Regions from separate parts of the Homo sapiens genome. Here region 2 is linked to region 1. Evidence: chromatin loops called from intact Hi-C (ENCODE). Cell type or tissue: endothelial cell of umbilical vein. All regions are shown on one strand. Each heading gives the region's core, and the rest is flanking DNA. Links, peaks and the distances in the headings are about the cores only.

Evidence for each region. Peaks named below come from ENCODE experiments on the same cell type or tissue, not always from the same donor. Only the 100,000 strongest peaks of a DNase experiment are listed, where the experiment ranks them.
Region 2: it touches region 1 in a loop (5-fold over the local background); 79 of 110 quality-filtered maps call a loop at or near these places.

What each region holds. Positions count from the first base shown.
Region 1 is chr10:89,272,514-89,283,340 of GRCh38, reverse strand. It overlaps a transcript of LIPA not described here. Among named protein-coding and RNA genes, the nearest start is that of IFIT2, 24 kb to the left of the region's middle. In endothelial cell of umbilical vein, for the core only: no CTCF peak of the experiment used is centred there; DNase peaks (open chromatin) are centred at 3,690, 5,050 and 6,140; H3K27ac peaks cover 303 bases; H3K27me3 peaks cover 489 bases.
Region 2 is chr10:89,364,017-89,374,843 of GRCh38, reverse strand. It overlaps a transcript of LIPA not described here. Among named protein-coding and RNA genes, the nearest start is that of IFIT1B, 8.6 kb to the left of the region's middle. RefSeq lists an enhancer at 6,766-6,865. In endothelial cell of umbilical vein, for the core only: a CTCF peak has its summit at 5,143 (motif pointing right); a DNase peak (open chromatin) is centred at 5,133; H3K27me3 peaks cover 156 bases.

The DNA of each region.
Region 1 (10,827 bases), core at 2,520-7,519:
GAGAGACTCCGGTGCAGCTGCCTGGTAGAAGATTTATGGACAGAAAAAGGAAAATGACCTATAAAAAACAGAAGTGAGGTACAGAAATGGAAGTGTTGGTTACAGCCCAGCATTTGCCTTATTTTAACATGGTTTGAATGGTTGGCCACCTTTGATTGGCCAAAACTGTGAGTGGCACAGGAGTAGGTTACAGTCTGTTTACACATCCAGTTAGGTTATAGTTTACTATGTACAGAAAAACTGTCAGGGTGAACTTAAAATATGCAAGGAGGCAGCTTTAAGTGAAACTTAATTCAACACTAATATTGATTGAGAATTTTTGCTCAGGGCTTTATAGGACTTACCTAATTTACTCCATTTTACACTCATGTGAAATATGGCCATTTAACAGATGAGTAAGAGAAGATTCAGAGAACTTAAGTGATATGCCCAAGGACAGAAGTCCAGGTCTGCCCAATTCTAGAACTTCCCTTGTTCAGTGTGTTCCTTAAGTGCAGCAAGTCTCTGGATCTAAACTATATAGTTTCTGATTTCAACTCTGAAATGCACTGCTTGTGTGAACTTGCATCCGTTCTTCATCTGTAAAGAGTGGTAGCACCTATTTCATAGGCTTGTTGTGAAGCTCTTAGAATAGTGCCTGGCACATAATGGATTCGATGAAAGTATCTGTTTTCTTTCTTTCTTTTTTTTTTATTTTTTTGAGACGGAGTTTCGCTCTTGTTACCCAGGCTGGAGTGCAATGGCACGATCTCGGCTCACCGCAACCTCTGCCTCCTGGGTTCAAGCGATTCTCCTGCCTCAGCCTCCTGAGTAGCTGGGATTATAGGCATGCACCACCATGCCCGGCTAATTTTTTTGTATTTTTAGCAGAGACGGGGTTTCTCCATGTTGGTCAGGCTGGTCTCAAACTCTCAATCTCAGGTAATCTGCCTGCCTCAGCCTCCCAAAGTGCTGAGATTACACGCATGAGCCACCATGCCCGGCCAAAAGTATCTGTTTTCATTTGCTGTTCAGAATGAGTTTTGGCCTCAGCTGTATTTCCTACTTCTGTCACCAACTGTTTGTGATATTAGATAAATCATAAAACAGGTCTCAGTTTTATGCTCAGAGAAATAAAAATCGTTGGTCTGGATGATCCTTCCAGGACCTTTCTCAGTATGAAATATGATGACTAACATTTCATGAATCCATATCCTGGAATCAAGTTCAAGGTGCAAACCAGTCTAGGTCTGAGGTTCTGGGAAAGTCACAGTAGTTCTGTGCCTTGGTTTCCATCTCTGTGGAATGAGAAGAGTAAAGTTGATTAACTCTTGCCTCATCAACAGCAACAGTGTAGACCCTGCATGTGAATGCACATGGAACACTAAAGGGAAAACTCTAATAGTACCATAACTGTTTATTCTGATGGAGAACCAAGAGCCAGGGTTGAATATCTCAGCCAGGAACACTAAGTAGGGATAGTATGTATAGTTCTCAGTAGCTGGCCCTATGATGTTCATGCCAGAGGACTGGATTTCATACCCCAATAGTGTGGCTTATTGCCAAATACCATCATCATACATCCTGCCTAATACTTTCCCTAAAACTGGCATTTATGACCTAAACTGGTTCCAAACTGAGATGTTTTCACAAACTATTGAGCTGAGAAAGTCAGACAAAAAGTGCAGTAGCGAAGTGTTTGTTTGGTTTCTGGAATATCAGTGCTTGAGTTCACATCTGTTCCTACCACTTACCAGTGGTTTGACCTTGGATAATTACTTGATCTATTGGAGCCTTAGTTTCCACATCTGTAAAGTGTTGAGTATTGATAGCAACCTTGTGGAGTTAAAGATAAATTTTGCAGTGGGCACCTGTTAAAATGTCAAGAGAGACTTTTATTTTTTTTCAAGACTATTACAATGAGAGAGACAGACTATTGCAATATGGGAGAAAGACTAAACTCAACACTGAATACAACAAGTGTGGATTTGTAGTCAACAGGCCGGATGAAGGAGTGGATGGAAAATTACTAAAAAGAACTTGCTTAGATATCAAGGCCTGGGAAAGAAGTACTTAATTGTATATCAGGGTGGGGGGGCATTCTTGATAAAGTGGCTCAGCAGGATTCTTTGCTAAAACTGGTCTCTGAAGGAGAAGGATGAGAGCCATGTTGAGGCCTAGTCAAGAAGAGGGCTCTGACTAAAAAGGAACCTGCCTAAAGTTTGGTCAAGGAGGGAATCCTTCTCAAGAGTTGCAAATACTTAACAGACAAATATTTGCCTTCTTTTTAAAATCATAAATAGCCACTGTTTTTAAAACCAAAGTTATTTATTATTTCCTCTGTGGCATGACCATAGTTGGAAATATATTAACGTGCTTTTTCTTCTTGTACTTCTTTGTTTAAGACTTTTCACCTATAATATCTGAGGCAAGAGTTTCTTTAGGGTAAATTGGGATTATAATAGCTGGAATGCAAAGAGGTAAACAGAATTAATATTCAGCCATGAATTCCAAAATTGGCCATTGAAACCAACTTCAGAAATGATACCATTAAAAAACACTGGAGCAGCTTAGTCAGAAATTTCTACTTTGGAATAATAACGAGGAAGAAGGCATCAGATAAAACATCCTCACACATTCTATCTTTAGTGAAACCAGATGGTGAAGAAAACTTCAGACTTCCAACCGACACATAAATATGGGCTACGGTCAAAAGTAGCAGAAATCAGCAGAACCAACATGAGAAACTCTGACTGGAGATGAATGGGTGAAGCTGGGACCAACTTAAAATGGGGACAGTGTTTGGAGATGGCAGATCACAAAATTAGAATTGAGGGTCCCCTCCTAGGAGAGACCGTCACTCTGAGTGCAAACTTCTGAAAGCAGAAATGTAATCCAGCTGTGTTTAACGCCAGGCGAGGCAGTGGGAGGCGAAGGGAGAATGTACCCAGGAGACCCCTCCCCTGCCTTCTAGTGTCTCAAGGAACCTTTCCTGTTTGCCTGAGAGCACGTTCACTTTTTACCTGACTATGGAGGGAGATTCTTCCTTTTGTTTTTTTCTTTGCTACACATTGATACCCTTAAATTTTTTGCATATGTTTTCTAATTATAAAAATAAAAATCTATATATTATAAATTCATCAGTATAAACAAAATAAAAGTCTGAAGTTAAACTTGGATCATAATGTGCTTTAATCACTCCCCATCCATGTTGTTTTGTAGCTGTGGTTTTCAATTCAATGATAAATCTTGGGTATCTCTCCATGTCAGTACTTATAATCTTGCTATTTTTTTTCAAGGACAACATTTAATAGGCATATTTTAATGTTTAATTAATGTATTTTTGCTGGACATTTAAGTCATTTTCAGATTATCACTATTACAAACAATGTTGAAGTGAATATCACTGTATGTCCGTCTTTGTACAATTGTGTGGGTTTTTCAATACGATGCATTCCGGAAATTAGAATTTCCAGGTCAAAGAAATTGACCAGATGCTTCACACCATGTCTTAAATCCTGGCCCCATTTTTTGTCCAAAATGGTGTTGAGTTGCTATTTAATTCACACTTGGCTACCATTTCCCACTTCCTTACTTAAGTACAGTGTGTATAGGCCAGGTTTAGGCTGGAAAATCCCTCCTTCCACTGTCAATTCTGTTACCCCTCTGGGAGCATGGGAAGGTCACTTTTTGTTTGTGGGTTTATATTTTCCTATTACTTTCTCAGGAAATGAATGAATTTTTCTATCAATTGTTCTCTATCATCCCTTGTGGTTTGGCTCGAAGCCCTGGTCTCCAATCAAGGGTCATGACAGGAACTTGGCTCCTGCCAATACATTTAGAAATCTGGAATCCTTCCATAAATGCAAACCCCTTACACTCCCATCTTTCCCTATATTCTGCCACCTGGTAGAAAGCAAATCCCTGAATGCTTCTCCAAAACTCTCTTCCAACCCTAGGACCACCAAAGGCCTCCCTCACACTCTTCATTTATCTGCTAATTCATTCTCTCTCTCCTTTTCTAGAAAATAGTCCTCTTTGGCTTAACTGGTTGGAAATTACACTCTCAGTAAGCTAAGAGGGAAGGAATAAGAGGATATACCATACTATGGGCAGGGAGGGTGGTGAAAGGCCAGGGTTCATTTCAGCTTTAAAGCACTGGAGCTCCAAATGGACACAAATCATCACATAGAAACTCATGATCAGTGCACTTTAGAATGCTTCTCATCTCCCTTTGGGGGTTATTCTATTTCTATTAATGTAGTCAAGAATGGTGGCTATTTTTCTGGGCCAGATTATTTTGGTACTAACTGGTCTTTCACAGAAGCCATTTTCTCAAGTATGTTCTACATTAGCTACAAGCAATTGTTGGTAAAAACCTGTTACCATTCTGTATGTTTCCATTATATATATGTCTCTGTGTGTGTGTGCATATGAAAGAAGACTATATATTATTTTTATCAAAATATATTTAGACCATGTACATTCTTTTAATTATACTATATATAAAAGTAATTTTATATTACATATTTTAAAATATAAACATATGTAAATAATATTACTATAACACATATGTAAGTAATATATATTTTGTGTTCTTCCATAATTACTTTTTTTAACCTAGACTGAAGATTTTACATTTTTCACAATTCAATTATATTTTATGAGACTTCTTACTTTTCCAAAGCATAAAGAACTATTTGGAGCCTGTCTTTGTAATTTTATATTTTTGGTTAATATTCCAAACTAAGATAACATTGCCAGGTCTTCCAGGTCTGAAGCAAAATAGAGCAGCATTTTAGTTGTGTGGCCCTGGGGAACTTGCTTAACCTCTCTTTCCCTCTGCTTCCTATCACAGATGTTTATTGTAAGGATTAAATCAGCTAAACCAAGAAAAGCCTCAGGGATGGTGCCTGGCAAACTGCACGCTGTTAATACATGTTAGTGGACCCTTCTCCACACCTTCCTGCTACACTAAAGCAGAGAGAATTACCTCCTGAATCATGTTTGCAGAACTTCTGGGCACAGTGACTCAACTCCCAGCTATTCTTGTCATGGATTTTTTCTCTTGGAGCCAATCCAGCCATGGAGATCACTGGTCTTGTGACTTATTTTTTCTCTTTCAGTATGAAATCATTAGAACTGAGAAAATGAAAACATTCCTGTTATTACTTCCTGAGAGAAAGAAACTTAGTAACATGCTTTGGTAGGAATTGTTCTTCTTTTTCCTGCTGTGTCCCTCTTGCTGGTCCCACCAGGGCTCTTGGTCCTGAGCCTGATTTACACCAGGAGCATAATCTGATCAAAAAGAGGGAAACTAAAGAAAAAAGGCAGGATTGTATGAGGGGTTCTCACAATGGCAGTACATAATCCCTTATACCTCGTATTATGTAGACCCCTGTGTTTCCAAGTTACCTTTGTAATTTAGGTAAGTGAGCACGAAACACTTAAAAAAACACAAATGAAAACAAGAGAAAGGAAAGAGTGGGGAGGGGTTTGTTTATTTTTGAAAACAACGACAACAACATAGAGTAAAAGTTACCAGGTAAGTTCAAATATAGTAGTACTTTGTTTTCTTGGAAGATGAATGAAAGAAGTCACCTTACTGCCTCCAATCCAGTCATATCCCTGAACCCAATCATGACCAGCAGAGGTTGTTCTAAATTGTTTCCTCCAATATAGAGATAATTGCCAATAATTTTTCAGTGGTTGTTTTCTGTATTCTCTGTATTTTTTAGGGAAGCTGAACTCAGAAAACATACTTTGTCCATCTAGCCATCCATTTATCTTTATGGATCCATCTTTATTCATTCATTAATTCACTCAGTCAATATATATTGAATTTCAACCATGTGTCAGACACTGTTCCATGCCTCTAATGTTCTGCGTATAATGCAAGTAAAACTAAAGATAGCTAACATTTATTGATCCCTACCGATGTGCCAGTAACCCTCTTAGGTGTTTTACTTAAAATATGTGTTTAACCTCTGAAACAGCTTTATGATATATATTGTGATTATCTGCTTTTTAAATACGAGAAAGCAGACTCAAAAGGATTACATAACTTGTATAAGATCGCACACTTGTAAGTAAAAATGCAGTAATGCAGAAATGCAGTAACGCTATTTCCTCTCGTATTGCAGCCACTCCACTCCCAGCGAACCTTCCTACTGCATGCAGGCTTTATTCTTCCATCACTTTCCTCCTCTGTTTCTAAATGACATTTTCACCCCCATTTCCTGGATACTTCCTTCTTTTAATACACAGTAAGTTTATGTGACTGGGTTTGGCATTCATCTAATAAAAACAGCCATTAGGTATATATTCAATAAACATTTAGTGAAGCCAACTGATGAGCTCTGGGGTGAGTACTAGGGATTCAGCAGTGAATGAGATGGAGGGTCGAGACAGGGCTCTGGGGGCTAGGCTGCCTTCGTTCGACCTCAGACCTGCCACTCGCTAGCTCCTCTAGCCATTATTTAGTATTTCTGTTGCAGTTTCCTCATCTATCAAATGGGAATAATAATGGTAATTATTAATTAATTGATATTCTAATTTTCAATTAAAAATCTAATGGAGTTGTCAGGATTAAATGACTTTATACATGCAAACCACTTAGAATAACACTTTGCAGCCACTAAATATTAAATAACTGGCATATGTTATTATTATTAGATGGATCCTACCCTCAAATGCCTTACAGTTTGGTAGACAGAAAAATAAGTCTCTTCCAACGATACTGTTAAACTAATCAGAAACTTGGTTAAGGTCATTTGATCATCTAAGGCTCTACAACAGTACAGTTTTACAGCTCTTATTTTAAAATGTTCCCCTCTAATCCATAAAGATATCTCAAGATAGGGCAATGCCATTACTTGGTGTATTATAGTTAACCAATACTGTATGTGGAACATAATGTGGTGTGATACTTTTGAATTTGTGTCTATCTGCTGTTAAAGAGCCTGGCTGCTAATTGAGTTTCTGGAAAAAGTTGAGAAATGTCTTAGCTCAGGCTGGTATAACAAAATAACAGAGGCTGTAACTACAATCACACTTGCAAGTAGAAGATCTTTGCTTCAAACCTAGCAGTCTGGCTCTAGAAATCAGGACTTGGATGAGGGTGAAGTGAGTGAGGGCCTAGGGCATAAAATTTAAGGAGATACTTACTCTGCAGGTAGTTCAAGTGCTGACCACACATTTGCAAGACGTGAGAGTGAGTGTCTTCTTAATGTGCATTAAGTGCCTTGCTTACCTTACCTATCTAGACCCAGCCCTATCCAGAGCCTACCTTTTACAACTCTACCTTTTAAAGCTTAGCATCCTCTACAAAATTATACTATGGAGTAGAAAGGTTGTACTGTGAACTGAGCTGGCATTATTCTCACACAAGCTATGTACTTCAGCATCAAAGATAGTATTAAAATAGATGCAATCATAACATAATCTCCATACACTGCAGTTAGAAAGTTATTTATGAAGCATCTGGTATATCTGGACATACAATCATCAAGTCACCTGATAGCCCTAGAGCTGGAATGAAATTTGAGAGGATCATTTGGTAAAAGGCATATACTTTAAAAAAACTGAGGCTTAAAAAAGTAAAATAATTTTCACAAAACGACAGAGCCAGAATTGGCAGAAATGAAAGTAGATCACTAGTTTTCTAATCCCAGTTTCACTCGATATCTCTGATTGTGTATTAGTCAGGATCCAGCAACAGAGGCAGAGCCACTGGAAGGGATATACACGTTTCTTTTGGGTATTTGATCTTATGCAATTGTGGGAGCTGGCCAAGCCGGTTCTGTAAGGCTCTTGATTTCATGTCTGGTACTGAAGCTTCAAGTACATAAGGCAGGTGGAAAAAATGGGAAGATGGATGAATGTCCAGTGGGCAGGACAAGGACAGGCTGGAACCACAACCACGAGCTGCAGTTCCACAAATACGGACTAGAACCCAAGTCAGCTCTCACTGCCTCTAACCCCTCCTGCAGGAGAAGCAGGAGCCCTTCATCATGGAGCTAACTACACACCTGGCCCAGGATTCAGAGATGCTGAAGGAGGATTCAGGGGAAGTTGGAGTAGTTGCAGGTCTGGTACACCAAGGAGTTAACCCAGGAGATGGGCCATAGTATTCTGTGGTTCACAAACACACCTGCTTGAACGTTCCAAGCATAAAAAGGCTAAATAGTTGCTTCTTTTCCACCCTCTAAATCACATGCAAAAATGTCTACTGACTCATCCTGACTGAAAACACGAGGAAATTCTGGGAAACACAGTTCAGCCTAGCTGAGTTGAGACATTATTTATTATAAAGCCCCGACAGTTTCAACTCTACTTCTTTACCTAGCTCAGACACTGTCATGTGAGCCTTTTGGCAGTGTCTCTTAAGATAGAATGCCTTTTCATTTTAAGAAAACATTAAAGAATAAAATGCATTCTTGACTTCTGCAATGATGGCAGAAGTCATAGCACCAGAAGCCTCTTCTAATAATGCAGCAGCATCAACAAATTAATTCATTCTGCATCTTTGTGTGTTATAGGAGGAAGAAAACTCCAATAAAGTCTGTCTCAACAGAGGTCACCTCCCACCCATCAGACACGGAAATTCCAGTACCTGCTGGGAGTTCTGGTGGCCATCCTTATCCCTAGTCTCTTGTCATTGTTCAAGGATTAGGGAAAATTCCTCTCAACCTGCTAGATTTCAGCAGCAATAAACGGGATTGTTTATAGGGTCAGTGAGCCCAGGATACTAAGGGACAGACATCAGTCAAAAGCATTTTCCAAAAAAATCCTTTATATTTTAATCAAATCACTATAAAGACATGATGTGTCCTAGTTTCTCAGATGTTCAACCCAACAGTCTCTTTCTTTAACTTCTGGGCTGCCTTTCAGAACTGAGCAGAGTTGTATCCAACACAAAAGACTGTCTGGACTCAGGCACCGTACACATACCCCGTCACTGCTCCTCTCCATTGAGGTAATCTGTTTTTTCTCTAATCATCTCCAAATGATTGATAATGTTGATACCCACATATAAGTTTTTCTTTATCATTTGGACATTAAAAGGTGAGTTTCCTGTGTTCTTTAAAAGAGACAATAGAAAGCAATCCTTTGCTCTACTTTAGACCTTTATTATTACTTAATTAAATTATATCTCACAGGAAATGTTAAATCATTTCAAATAACCAAAAAATCCCCCAGTGAGCTTCTGCACTTTTGTCCAAGGGCCACTGGCACACAAACTCCAGTAGTTCCTATAGTTTTATGTGTCTCATGGATCCCAGGAATGTGACTTATGTCTATAATGCTGTTCTATAGTGGCAGTGGCAAACTTTTTCTGTTAAGAGCTAAATAGTAAATATTTTCTTCGGCTTTGTGGGCAGTATGGTCTATGTATCAACTACTCAACTGTGCTGTAAAAGTAGTGTAAAAGCAGTCATAGACAATACAAATTCCAATAAAACTTTATTTACAAAAACAGGTGGCAGACTGGTTTCAGCCCACGAGCTGTAGTGTGTTAACCTTTGCTCTCTGGCCCTATGAATTCTTCATGTTCACAGAGCATCTTGAAGAAATGAGGCCCAATAAAATACCTGGTTTTATTTCAAATCTGCCTTCTTGCTGTAAATGACCTACAGCTCAGGAATATCTCAATGAATACCCACACATGTTATCTGTCTTTACATCGGCTAAAACCTTTGACTAGATTATGAGTACTGTCCTGTCAGTTGTGATTCTTCTTTCCCTAGCAGGCTCCTCACAGCTCCCCAATTCACAATATTTTTCTCAGCACAACACTTTCCAGGGTGTCAAAATGTTCTTAACCATCAGCTCTGTTTTCTCAGAGCCTTTGTTGATGCTTTACAGAAGCCTAGGTAAATTGGGTTCCAGTGCTCCTGGTCTCCTGAGCTCCTGCTACATTGACACTGTGTTTATGCCACTTGTGTTGATCCAGATGTGATATTAACTTCCCAGTACCCCCAAAACAGTCACACATAGTGCCACAAATGCTTCCTCTGGCTCATCCAGCAACCCCTACCTCTGACTCCATTTCCATTTTTCCAGAGGACACTCAGCTCATCCTCTCATCTTCCTCCTATAATGAGGGACAATATGTTCTACTCTGACTCTAGAAAATGTATCAAGTTAATTTCTTTTACAAAAAACAAAGAGAAAAATAGAAAGGAATTCCTTATGCTTCCCTCCCCTCCACCAAAAGAGGAATTCTGATGTTAACTGTTTAGTCTTCATTTCTAAGACAGGGCACAAGGTTGTAGCTAGTGTTTATAACTTCTTTCTTTTACCTATCTTCAGAGTGACCAGACAACCTACAGAATGGGAGAAACTTTTTGCAATCTATGCAGCTGACAAAGGTCTAATATCCAGCATCTGTAAGGAACACATTTATAAGAAAAAAACAACTCCATTAAAAAGTGGGCAAAGGACATGAACAAACACTTCTCAAAAGAAGACATACATGCAGACAACAATCAAGTGAAAAAAGCTCAACATTACTGTTCATTAGAGAAATGCAAATTAAAACCACAATGAAATATCATCTCACGCCAGTCACAATGGCTGTTAATAAAACGTCCAAAAATAATAGATGCTGGCGAGGTTGTAGAGAGAAAGGAACACTTTTACACTGTTGGTGGGAGTGTAAATTAGTTCAGCCATTGTGGAAGACAGTGTGGTGATTCCCCAAAGACCTAAAGGCAGAAATACCATTCAACCCAACAATCCCATTACCGGGTATGTACCCAGAGGAGTATAAATCATTCTATTATAAAGACACATGCACGTATATGTTCATTGCAGCACTATTCACAATAGAAAAGACATGGAATC
Region 2 (10,827 bases), core at 2,808-7,807, 91 kb before region 1:
GCAGCAGGCATTCAACCTCTCCCTAGTGAGGATGGACCTGTGTAGGGGGAGAAGAGATTTTGGAATGGGACTCATTTCCTCTCAGCTCTCTCTCTCCAGTTCTGTATCAGATGGGAAGCTTCTAGGAGGCCAATTGTGTTTTCAGATACAAATATCTTCTGTAAGGCACTAGCCCTGAATCAACTCTAAAAGGGATAGAAACATAAGCAAATACTGAAATGAACATTAGGAGAGCTGCTTACACTGAGAGTAGTATGACTTTGGAATTTTCATGCATAAAATTATTGCTAGTAACAGCGTGTCAGAGAAACAGAGTGAGTGTTTGTCATGTGGTCACTGAATTTGGCAGCAGTCCTGGTTCTGTGAGGCTCTGGCTCAACTGATTAGGTATTCAGGATCTGGCCCAGTGTGTCCTTGGATAAATACAGCCATGAACCACACAGGACAGAGCAACAATAAGGAAACAGCCAACACATTGTGTAAGAGAGAGAGAGAGAGAGTGTGTGTGTGTCTGTGTCTACAAATAGGAAAAAAACAATGGAAACTAGAGAGGGAAACTCATTTCTAATGGGCAGGATGCCTACTTGTAGAAATGAAACTTAAGCATTGGAGAAATAAAACTTAACCACTATCAACATTCCAGAACCAGCTCTGTGTTCGACGAACTAGCAGAGTGAACTTGATTTCACTTAAACACTGAGTTTCCTCATCAGGTATAGAAAAAGGTTGGCCTTGAACAGTGGTTTACAACCTTGGGCTGCAAGGTTGTAAAATTCCTTGGAAGTCTTTTAAAAATGCAGATGCCTGAGCCAATCTCCAGCCCAATCAATCAGAATCTCTGGAAGTGAAGCCCAGGCATGAGTATTATCAGTAAGTTTTCTGAAAAAAGTAATCCCAAAGTGATTTTTTTGTGCATGGTTTAAAACCACTAGACTAGATTTTTGCTACTCAGGATATGGTCTGTTACAGTGGCATCCTCAACTACTAAAAGCCCAGAAATGCAGAATATCAGGCCCCTCTACAGATCTCCTGAATGAGAACTTGCCTTTTAACATGTCCAGATGATTTGTTGGTACATTAAAGTTTCACAGATACTTTTCCAAATGATCCCTGGATCCCTTTCAGGTCCAAATGCTTTGGATCAGAGACTAATTCCTAATAAATACCTATTTTCTATGAGGCTCTGAGTCTAGAACTTTATTTTTCTATGCTTTGGTTTCCCCTTGTGCACCTTAATAATCCATGCAATACCAGAAAGGATGTAGGTCAAAGTGCACTGACCTCTACAGAGAGTGTCTGATGTTTGCTTTTGAGACTACTCATGTTTGCAAACTTGCACCAATCATGTCCACAGAGAAAATACTCAGCTACTAGGAACTTCTCTGCTCTGAAAGTCCTGGTAATCTTCATACCACCTCAGGGGTCTTGATGGCTATCTTTGGGCTACTCTGATTTACTTTTCTGGCTGACTCCCACGTGTTCCAGTTTTTTTTTTTTTTTTTTTTTTTTGAGAGGGAGTCTCGCTCTGTCGCCCAGGCTGGAGTGCAGTGGTGCAATCTTGGCTCACTGTAAGCTCTGCCTCCCGGGTTCACGCCATTCTCCTGCCTCAGCCTCCCGAGTAGCTGGGATTACAGGCACCCACCACCACGCCCGGCAAATGTTTTTTGTATTTTTAGTAGAGACGGGGTTTCACTGTGTTAGCCAGGATGGTCTCGATCTCCTGACCTCATGATCCGCCCGCCTCTGCCTCCCAAAGTGCTGGGATTACAGGCGTGAGCCACCGCGTCCGGCCCCACGTGTTCCAATTCTAACTGAATTTCTGTGCTTTCATTGTTTTACATGTCAAATATTCATTCACCTGGAATTGTCTATATAAATTGTAGGAAGCATTTACATCACTGAACTAGACTCAAGATATTTCATAGATCCTATAATGTCTATTGGAAAAGTCCTCAGGTTCCCGGAAAGCAAGTTGTTTTTAGACTGTCTGAAGTATCTTGGGACTTGAAAAGTCCATGTCTATAAAGGAAATGAGAAGAGGTGAAGATGTTTTCTAGATGCAATTGAAATTTAGGATTATACATTGAGCTGAAAAAAGAAGTTCAATGCCATTCCCATGGTTCTGGGAAACCCACAGAGGTTTAAGGAACCTGCGATCCAAACATATTGTTAGCATGGCCAAGGCAGACTTCATTGCTCTAAGCTCCTTGTCCATTTCTATAATCAGCAAGCTATGAATTATCATTAGGTACAGGCCAGGTACTCTGTTGGGACACATAGGGCATGTTTCCTCTTCTCAAGTGACCTGTCATGTAGCAGGAGACAGATTGATAAGCGCTTAATTTGCTTTTAATAAAAACAGTACACATTGGTTGCTTTGAAATAACAGAGAATTGGATGTTTATCTCTTCCTGAGGTTCATGAAAAACTTCCTCAGTTAACTTTTGGTCTTTAACCTGAAGTGTTTGGCAAAATCATAATCCTGTTGTCTCCCCCACTGGAAGAATACTTCCAAGACTGTCTAGTCTGTGAGCAGGTCTGACCCCAAAGGGTCCCTGTGGCTACTCTTGCAGTGTGCAATGATGCTGGCTGCACACACTAGGGGAAAGGCTTTGGTCTAGGACCATAAACCTGTTCTTGTATCTCAAGTCATGGTAATCCTGCAAAAGCAGATAAGACAGAATGTGCAACGGTGAAACTGCCAGCTGACTACCAAATTAGTACACCGGAGACGGGAAGTTTTCTGTGATAGGGGCCTCTATGAGGGGCTTCCTCCTACTCTCTACCCTCAAGTAGGTCCCATATTTGTGTTGTTCCCTTCTTTGTGTCCACATGTACTCAGTGTTTAGCTCCCACTGGTGAGTGAGAACATGCAGTATCTTGTTTTCTGTTTCCATGTTAGTTGACTTAGGATAATGGCCTCCAGCTCCATCCATGTTGCTGCAAAGGACACGATCTTGTCCTTTGGCTGCATAGTATTCATGCAACCAAAATTTAGAATCTTAAATTAGATGGGCTAAAAAGAACATAGATCAACACCCATGTTATTCCTATAGCTCTGAGAATTCCAAGGATGTTTAAGGTTCCAATGGTAAAAATAACTGGTCAGATGGTAGGCGATCTTTACAAGTAGTACTCACAAGCCTCCAAAGCAGCATTCATTGTCAGGGGCTTCTCATCAGTTCAAACGTTCAGCAAACCAGTAATGCTTACCTGTGTTATGCCTGGCATTCTGAGAACACCAGTTGGTAAAACGATGGAGATGCCTCTTCTTCCCCTCCATCACTAGTGGTTTGCTGTCTCGTGGGAGACAGAGACAGATTAGAACATATTTGATTTTATTGTACTAAAACATGTACAGTTTAGATGCTGTGTAAGCACAGAGAAAAGAAATACTACTTTGTGAGGCTCATAGAAGACATTTTGGATCATGTTATTGATCTCCAGCCCTAAGGCAAATAAAGAGTTATAGTTCTGATGTGAACTAAAATGGAGAGTCATGGAATTATCAAGATTCTCCATCTGTAAGCAGGCCACAAGCTTAGCCTTGTTAACCCATATGTCTTAAGCCATATGCATTAAGATCATGAAGTGGCAGTGGCACATGATGTAGGAGTGGCTGGTCTTTCATTAGATACTCTTACCCACCAACTTATCCAGGCTGTCTGTATGAGTTCTGTGATATCTCCTTTTGGTGGGATCTGGCCAGTGCCTACTTGGGCTGATTACTGCTTTAAATGAACAGTTCTCAAATGGGGGCAATTTTGCCCCTGGGGGCATCTGGCAATACTTGGAGAAAATTTTTTGTTTGTTTGTTTGTTTTTTTGAGACAGAGTCTCACTCTGTCACCCAGGCTGGAGTGCAGTGGTGCGATCTCGGCTCCCTGCAGTCTCTGCCTCCTGGGTTCAAGCAATTCTTCTGTCTCAGCCTCCCGAGTAGCTGGGAGTACAGGTGCCCACCAGCATGCCCAGCTAATTTTTGTACTTTTTCAGTAGAGATAGGGTTTTCCATGTTGGCCAGGCTAGTCTTGAACTCCTGACCTCAGGTGACCTGCCTGCCTCAGCCTCCCAAAGTGCTGGATTACAGGCATGAGCCACCACACTTGGCCCCTGGAGACACTTTGGATGATCACATCTGGAGATGTGGGTGCTACTGACATCCAGAGGTCATTGCTGATGCTAAACATCCTATAATGTACAGAACAACCCCTCACAGCAAAGAGTTATCTGGCCCCAAATGGCAATAGTGCTTAGACTGAAAAACCCTACATTAGTTCCAAAAGGACTTTCTGCAATGTTAAAAATGTTCTAGGGTGGGTTGGGTGGCTCACACCTGTAATCCCAGCACTTTCCAAGGCCAATTGGGAAGATCACTTGAGTCTGGGAGTTTGAGACCAGCCTGGGCAACATGGAGAGACCCTGTCTCTACAAAAAATAAAATTAAAAAAAAAACTTAGCCCGATGTGGTGGTGTGAGCCTGTAGTCCTAGTTAGTTGGAAGGCTGAGGCGGCAGGATTGCTTGAGCCCAGGTGTTTGAGGCTGCAGTAAGCCATGACTGTGTTGCAGCACTCCAGCCTGGGCAACAGAGACAGATCCTGTCTCAGAAAAAAAAAAACAAAACAAACAAAAAAAGAAAACATTCTAAATCTGTGCCACCGCTAGCTATATATTACTATTGAGCACTGCAAGTGTAACTAGTGCATCTGAAGAACTGAGTTTTAGATTTTATTTTAATTAATTTAAATATAAATTGAAATAGCTGCATAGTGGCTTCATATCAGACCACCCAGCTCTACATAAAAGCCTGCAGTGTCAGATGCTGGGGGTTCCCCCACACACCTGATGGAAGCAGCACTTGCCTTCGGTAGCACATAGCAGTTTCTTGAGCTGCAGCTTTTATAGCTTTAATATAGTTCATTAAGAAACTTCCTACATTTTCTGGGCACAGTGACCTTTGGCTGTATGTGGGGAATATAGTATGCATTCCTGCTCCAGAGGAGACTAGGAATGCCATTCTCTCTGCCTTTCCTTCCATCCATATATACTGATGAATCTCCTTTTTAAAAAACTCAAAAGATCTGTGTGCTAGTATCTAAGACTTTATATTCAGGGGATAATTTGCTGAGAAGTAGCAGCTGAAGGCAGTAGAGGGCGCAAATACCTCTATATAGGAAACACTTCTATTTAGGAAAAACTCATTAAAAAGCATTATCTGTTGTCCATAGAATATTCTTTTATGACTCTCTTCATTAATCTTCCTCCTTCAGCTATTTCATGAACTTTTTGAAGTTTCTTGATAAAGATAACTCCAACATACCGGTTTTCAGAACTTAGCTCAATGGCTTGGTTCCCAGGGTGGAGAGAGACCGCTTCTTGGCTGCTCACTGCCATCCCCTCCCCAGCTGCCTGAAATGAAAGGGCACAGAGATGACTTTTAATCAGTGTCCAGTAGAATAGGCACAGTCCAGGAGCCCATCCTGGCAACTGAATCTAGAAGCTTGCAGAGGGAAGACGTGGCCTGTGGTCAGTGGTTTCCTCAGCCCAGTGTCTCATTTACCAAGCACTAGTTGGAAGGGCACTTAAGAGACATTCTGGGGCCCCAGAAAGGCAGGAGACTGAGTTTCTCTTCCCTGAGCTTGGAGTGAATGCTTCTTTTGTATGTACAAGAAGAATGTACAAGTAGAATGCTTCTGTTGTGTGTACAAGTTATTCTAAGGAGTTTTTCCTTTGCCGTAGACTGTGGAGAAGGCCATGGAATCAGCACTGCCCATGGAAAAAGATTGACATTGAGCTTAATGAATATAAATAATCCAATCCCTGTGGTAGACACCTGGCAGCTCCAAAGAGTTCCAGAGCCAGGGAGAGCAGATTCGGATGCCTTCTAACCATTTGTGTGTGTGTGTGTGTGTGTGTGTGTGAGTTTTGTGTTTGTGTTTGTGAGTGTGTGAGTTTGTGTGTGTAAGTTTATATGTTTGTGTGTAGTTAAAGTGATGGTCTGGGGGTATGTCTTTCTCTGTCTACTTTGGACTCCTCCAGATTTTTTTCTCCATCCTTAGTAACTTGAACCTGAGTTATAACTAGCACCAAGCCAGGGCCAGAGCAGGAAAAGTGGACAACTTACCTGATGTGTTAGACCTGGCTATTCCTTTTTTCTCTCACCATCTTAATTTTAATTTGCTTTTTGTCACCATGTTTATATCTTACATACATTGAGAGCTCAATAAGTATATTTTAAAGCAAATATTAAATATGTATATATTTTCTATAACCCACTTAAGACAATGGTCCCAAGAGAGCAGTAAGCCCATGAAATCCATCAGCAGAAGAGAGAGCAGAGTTGGTGGGTGGAGAGGCTGGAGAGGAAGAAGGTGATGAATATCTGCTGAGCATGTTTGTGGAAGTCCTCTTTGGAATGCTTGAGACAGCTGGGGACCCTTTCTGGTATTCTGATCTGTTTGGGCTAAAGCTATCATAATTTAGGCCTAACACACAAATGTGATGTAGCCAAAGGCTTGTGAGGTGTGGTGCATATGGATTATACATAGAAGTGTAGCCAGAGTTTACAATAGGATCACTGGGGAAGATTTCTTAATAGCTCTGTGCTAGTGGAATATGAATTCACAAGTTCACCACACTATTTTCATTCTTCCCTCCTTTCCTCCAGGTCGTGTGCCCCATAGAAAGCACTCATATGCAGCCCAATGTCAAGAGAGTCAATCAATGACATTTCAAAATGAACTTTAATAGTTTCTTCCCAGAGCTTTGACAGGCCAAGGCAGGAGGACTTCTTGAGGCCAGGAGTTTGAGACTAGCCTGGGCATAGTGAGACCTAACTCTACAAAAAATTAAAAAAAGAAAATCAGCCAGGCATAGTGGTGCACACCTGTAGTTCTAGCTAATTGGAAGGCTGGGGTGGAACGATTGCTTGAACCCAAGAGTTCGAGGCTGCATCGAGCTATGATCATGCTACTGCAGTCCAGCTTTGGTGACAGAGTGAGGCCCTGTCTCTGGAAAAAAAAAATAGTTTCTGTTTCTGGCACAAAAGAAGTTCATGCTGTACTGAAAACCTCAGTCAGCAGTAATTACCCAAATACACACACAAACGCTCAAAACTCACAGTCACAGTTCTCTCACACATAATAGGTGCTGGTTACTAGGGAAACCAGCTTTGGTTTCCAGCACCAGGGGAAGGTGTGAAGGAGCACAAAGAGATTCAGACTCTCCTGATCAGATTTATGCAAATGAACTTGCCTGTTAGCCAACCCCTGTAAATAATGCCATCTAACTTCTAGTAAATTTTCTATGTAACTTTTAACCAAGAAGGAACAATATGTCCTTTGGTTTCTATAGGCCTAGATGAGCCAGTAATGGGAAACTATAGCCATCTTGTTTACAAGAATAAGAAGTGGTTTAGAAACAATTGCAGGACAGAGCTAGAAGCCAGAAGCTAAGAGCTGTCTGATTGGAGAAGTGTTGTCTTTACAATCTCTAATCAGCAGATCTCTGTCTTTTTTTTTAATTATTATACTTTAAGTTCTAGGGTACATGTGCACAACGTGCAGGTTTGTTACATATGTATTCATGTGCCACGTTGGTGTGCTGCACCAATTAACTTGTCATTTACATTAGGTATATCTCCTAATGCTATCCCTGCCCCTCCCCCCACCCCACGACAGGCCCCGGTGTGTGATGTTCCCTTTTCTGTGTCCAAGTGTTCTCATTGTTCAATTCCCACCTATGAGTGAGAACAGGCAGTGTTTGGTTTTTTGTCCTTGAGATAGTTTGCTGAAAATGATGGCTTCCAGCTTCATCCATGTCCCTAAGAAGGACATGAGCTCATCCTTTTTTATGGCTGCATAGTATTCCATGGTGTATATGTGCCACATTTTCTTAATCCAGTCTATCATTGATGGACATTTGGATTGGTTCCAAGTCTTTGCTATTGTGAATAGTGCTGCAATAAACATACGTGTGCATGTGTCTTTATAGCAGCATGATTTATAATCCTTTGGGTATATACCCAGTAATGGGATGGCTGGGTCAAATGGTATTTCTAGTTCTAGATCCTTGAGGAATGGCCACACTGACTTCCACAGTGGTTGAACTGGTTTACAGTCCCACCAACAGTGTAAAAGTGTTCCTATTTCTCTACATCCTCTCCAGCACCTGTTGTTTCCTGACTTTTTAATGATGGCCATTCTAACTGGTGTGAGATAGTATCTCACTGTGGTTTTGATTTGCATTTCTCTGATGGCCAGTGATGATGAGCATTTTTTCATGTGTCTGTTGGCTGCATAAATGTCTTCTTTTGAGAAGTGTCTGTTTTTTTCTTGTAAATTTGTGAAAAAATTTTTTCTTATAAATTTGTAAAAAGTTCTGGCCAGGGCAATCAGGCAGGAGAAAGAAATAAAGGATATTCAATTAGGAAAAGAGGAAGTCAAATTGTCCCTGTTTGCAGATGACATGATTGTATATTTAGAAAACCCCATGGTCTCAGCCCAAAAGCTCCTTAAGCTGATAAGCAACTTCAGCAAAGTCTCAGGATACAAAATCAATGTGCAAAAATCACAAGCATTCCTATACACCAATAACAGACAGAGAGCCAAATCATGAGTGAACTCCCATTCACAACTGCTTCAAAGAGAATAAAATACCCAGGAATCCAACTTACAAGGGATGTGAAGGACCTCTTCAAGCAGAACTACAAACCAATGCTCAACGAAATAAAAGAGGACACAAACAAATGGAAAAACATTCCATGCTCATGGGTAGGAAGAATCAATATCGTGAAAATGACCATACTGCCCAAGGTAATTTATAGATTCAATGCCATCCCCATCAAGCTACCAATGACTTTCTTCACAGAATTGGAAGAAACTACTTTAAAGTTCATATGGAACCAAAAAAGAGCCCGCATTGCCAAGACAATCCTAAGCCAAAAGAACAAAGCTGGAGGCTTCATGCTACCTGACTTCAAACTATACTACAAGGCTACAGTAACCAAAACAGCATGGTACTTTTACCAAAACAGAGATGTACACCAATGGAACAGAACAGAGCCCTCAGAAATAATACCACACATCTACAACCATCTGATCTTTGACAAACCTGACAAAAACAAGCAATGGGGAAAGGATTCCCTATTTAATAAATGGTGCTGGGAAAACTGGCTAGCCATATGTAGAAAGCTGAAACTGGATCCCTTCCTTACACCTTATACAAAAATTAATTCAAGATGGATTAAAGATTTAAATGTTAGACCTAAAACCATAAAAACCCTAGAAGAAAACCTAGGCAATACCATTCAGGACATACGCATGGGCAAGGATTTCATGTCTAAAACTCCAGAAACAATGGCAACAAAAGCCAAAATTGACAAATGGGATCTAATTAAACTAAAGAGCTTCTGCACAGCAAAAGAAACTACCATCAGAGTGAACAGGCAACCTACAGAATGGGAGAAAAGTTTTGCAAGTACTCATCTGACAAAGGGCTAATACCCAGAATCTACAAAGAACTCAAACAAATTTACAAGATCTCTGTCTTTAGATTTTATCTTTAGCTGTGTTCCAGAAGGAAAGTCAAATCTGCCCCTACACAGAGGTCTGTAGTGGTATTAGGTAAGGAATTCAAGGAGAGGCCAGGAGAGCTCCTTGGAAACCCCATGCACTGGTAATGTTCTTTTGAATAAAACTAATAAATCTCCTCACCAAAATTAGAAAGGAATTCTACACCCATGTCAGCTACATGAAGGGCTCCATATCCTTTCCCAGCCCTTAAATATCTGTGAAATTTGTCAACACTCTCCAATTCTGTGCAATTCATGGAAGGCTAAATGCTTCCTTGATGTGTGTCTTTTATTTGTAGGTAGATGTTATGGCTTCTTCTGCCTCTTATTTCTGCACAGACAGTTTTAGTTTTCTTGCTTCCCACACAGACATGTAAATTCACAGCTTCTTAGAGGTTGCAACAATTTAAAACTCTACTCACAAATTTGTTATCTTGGTTAATTTTACTATAGATTTTTGGATACAGAGAAAGAGCAAAGAGTATATTACACACTACCTAGCACTACTTGTGCATCTCAAATAGGGGGACTTTTTTCACTTTCTCTTTTTGTGATGCAACTTAACTTCCCTTAGGTCAGAATGACTAATTATATATATACTATATATATACATATATATTATATGTATACATATATATGAATACTTTAGAACTATTTCGCTTTCAAGGACTGAGAACTTTCTTAAACAAAGGATTGGATTTGTTATAAAGCTATAATAATTTATATTATAAGGTATCTCAATAGTCTGAAAGTATAGGAGAGAGATGGGCCTTAAGAAGTGAAAATGGAGCTGAGATACTGTGGTGCACACAAGAATCTTTTCTCTCTTTCTGCCCATGTGCTTTGTTTGTAGATCTTCTTGTGGGTCAACATCTTTGCCCATATGAAAAAGTTGACTTCCTGTACTCCCTGAATATAAATCTCCTTTGAACAGCTGACCTAGTAGACTGAAAATGGAAGTTGTCAATTCCAATTGCAAATTCTCAGAAGTCTGATTGGTCTGGCAGGTGCCAGGTACCTAACACAAGACATATCAAGAGTGACAAAGGGGTGCAGTGATAAAGGAGAAGTGCTGATATTGCTGCCACAACCACGTGGATAGGTGTTCATTAGCCAAAAAGTGGGAGTTGAGCTGATGATGCGATGTGTGCCACCAAACAGTTTTATGTTGCTTCCTGTCATGCCTTTTTGAAAGCAGCGATCAGGGAAGATTTATCTGATATTTAGATTTAGATATGATAACATTTAACATCTCAAAAG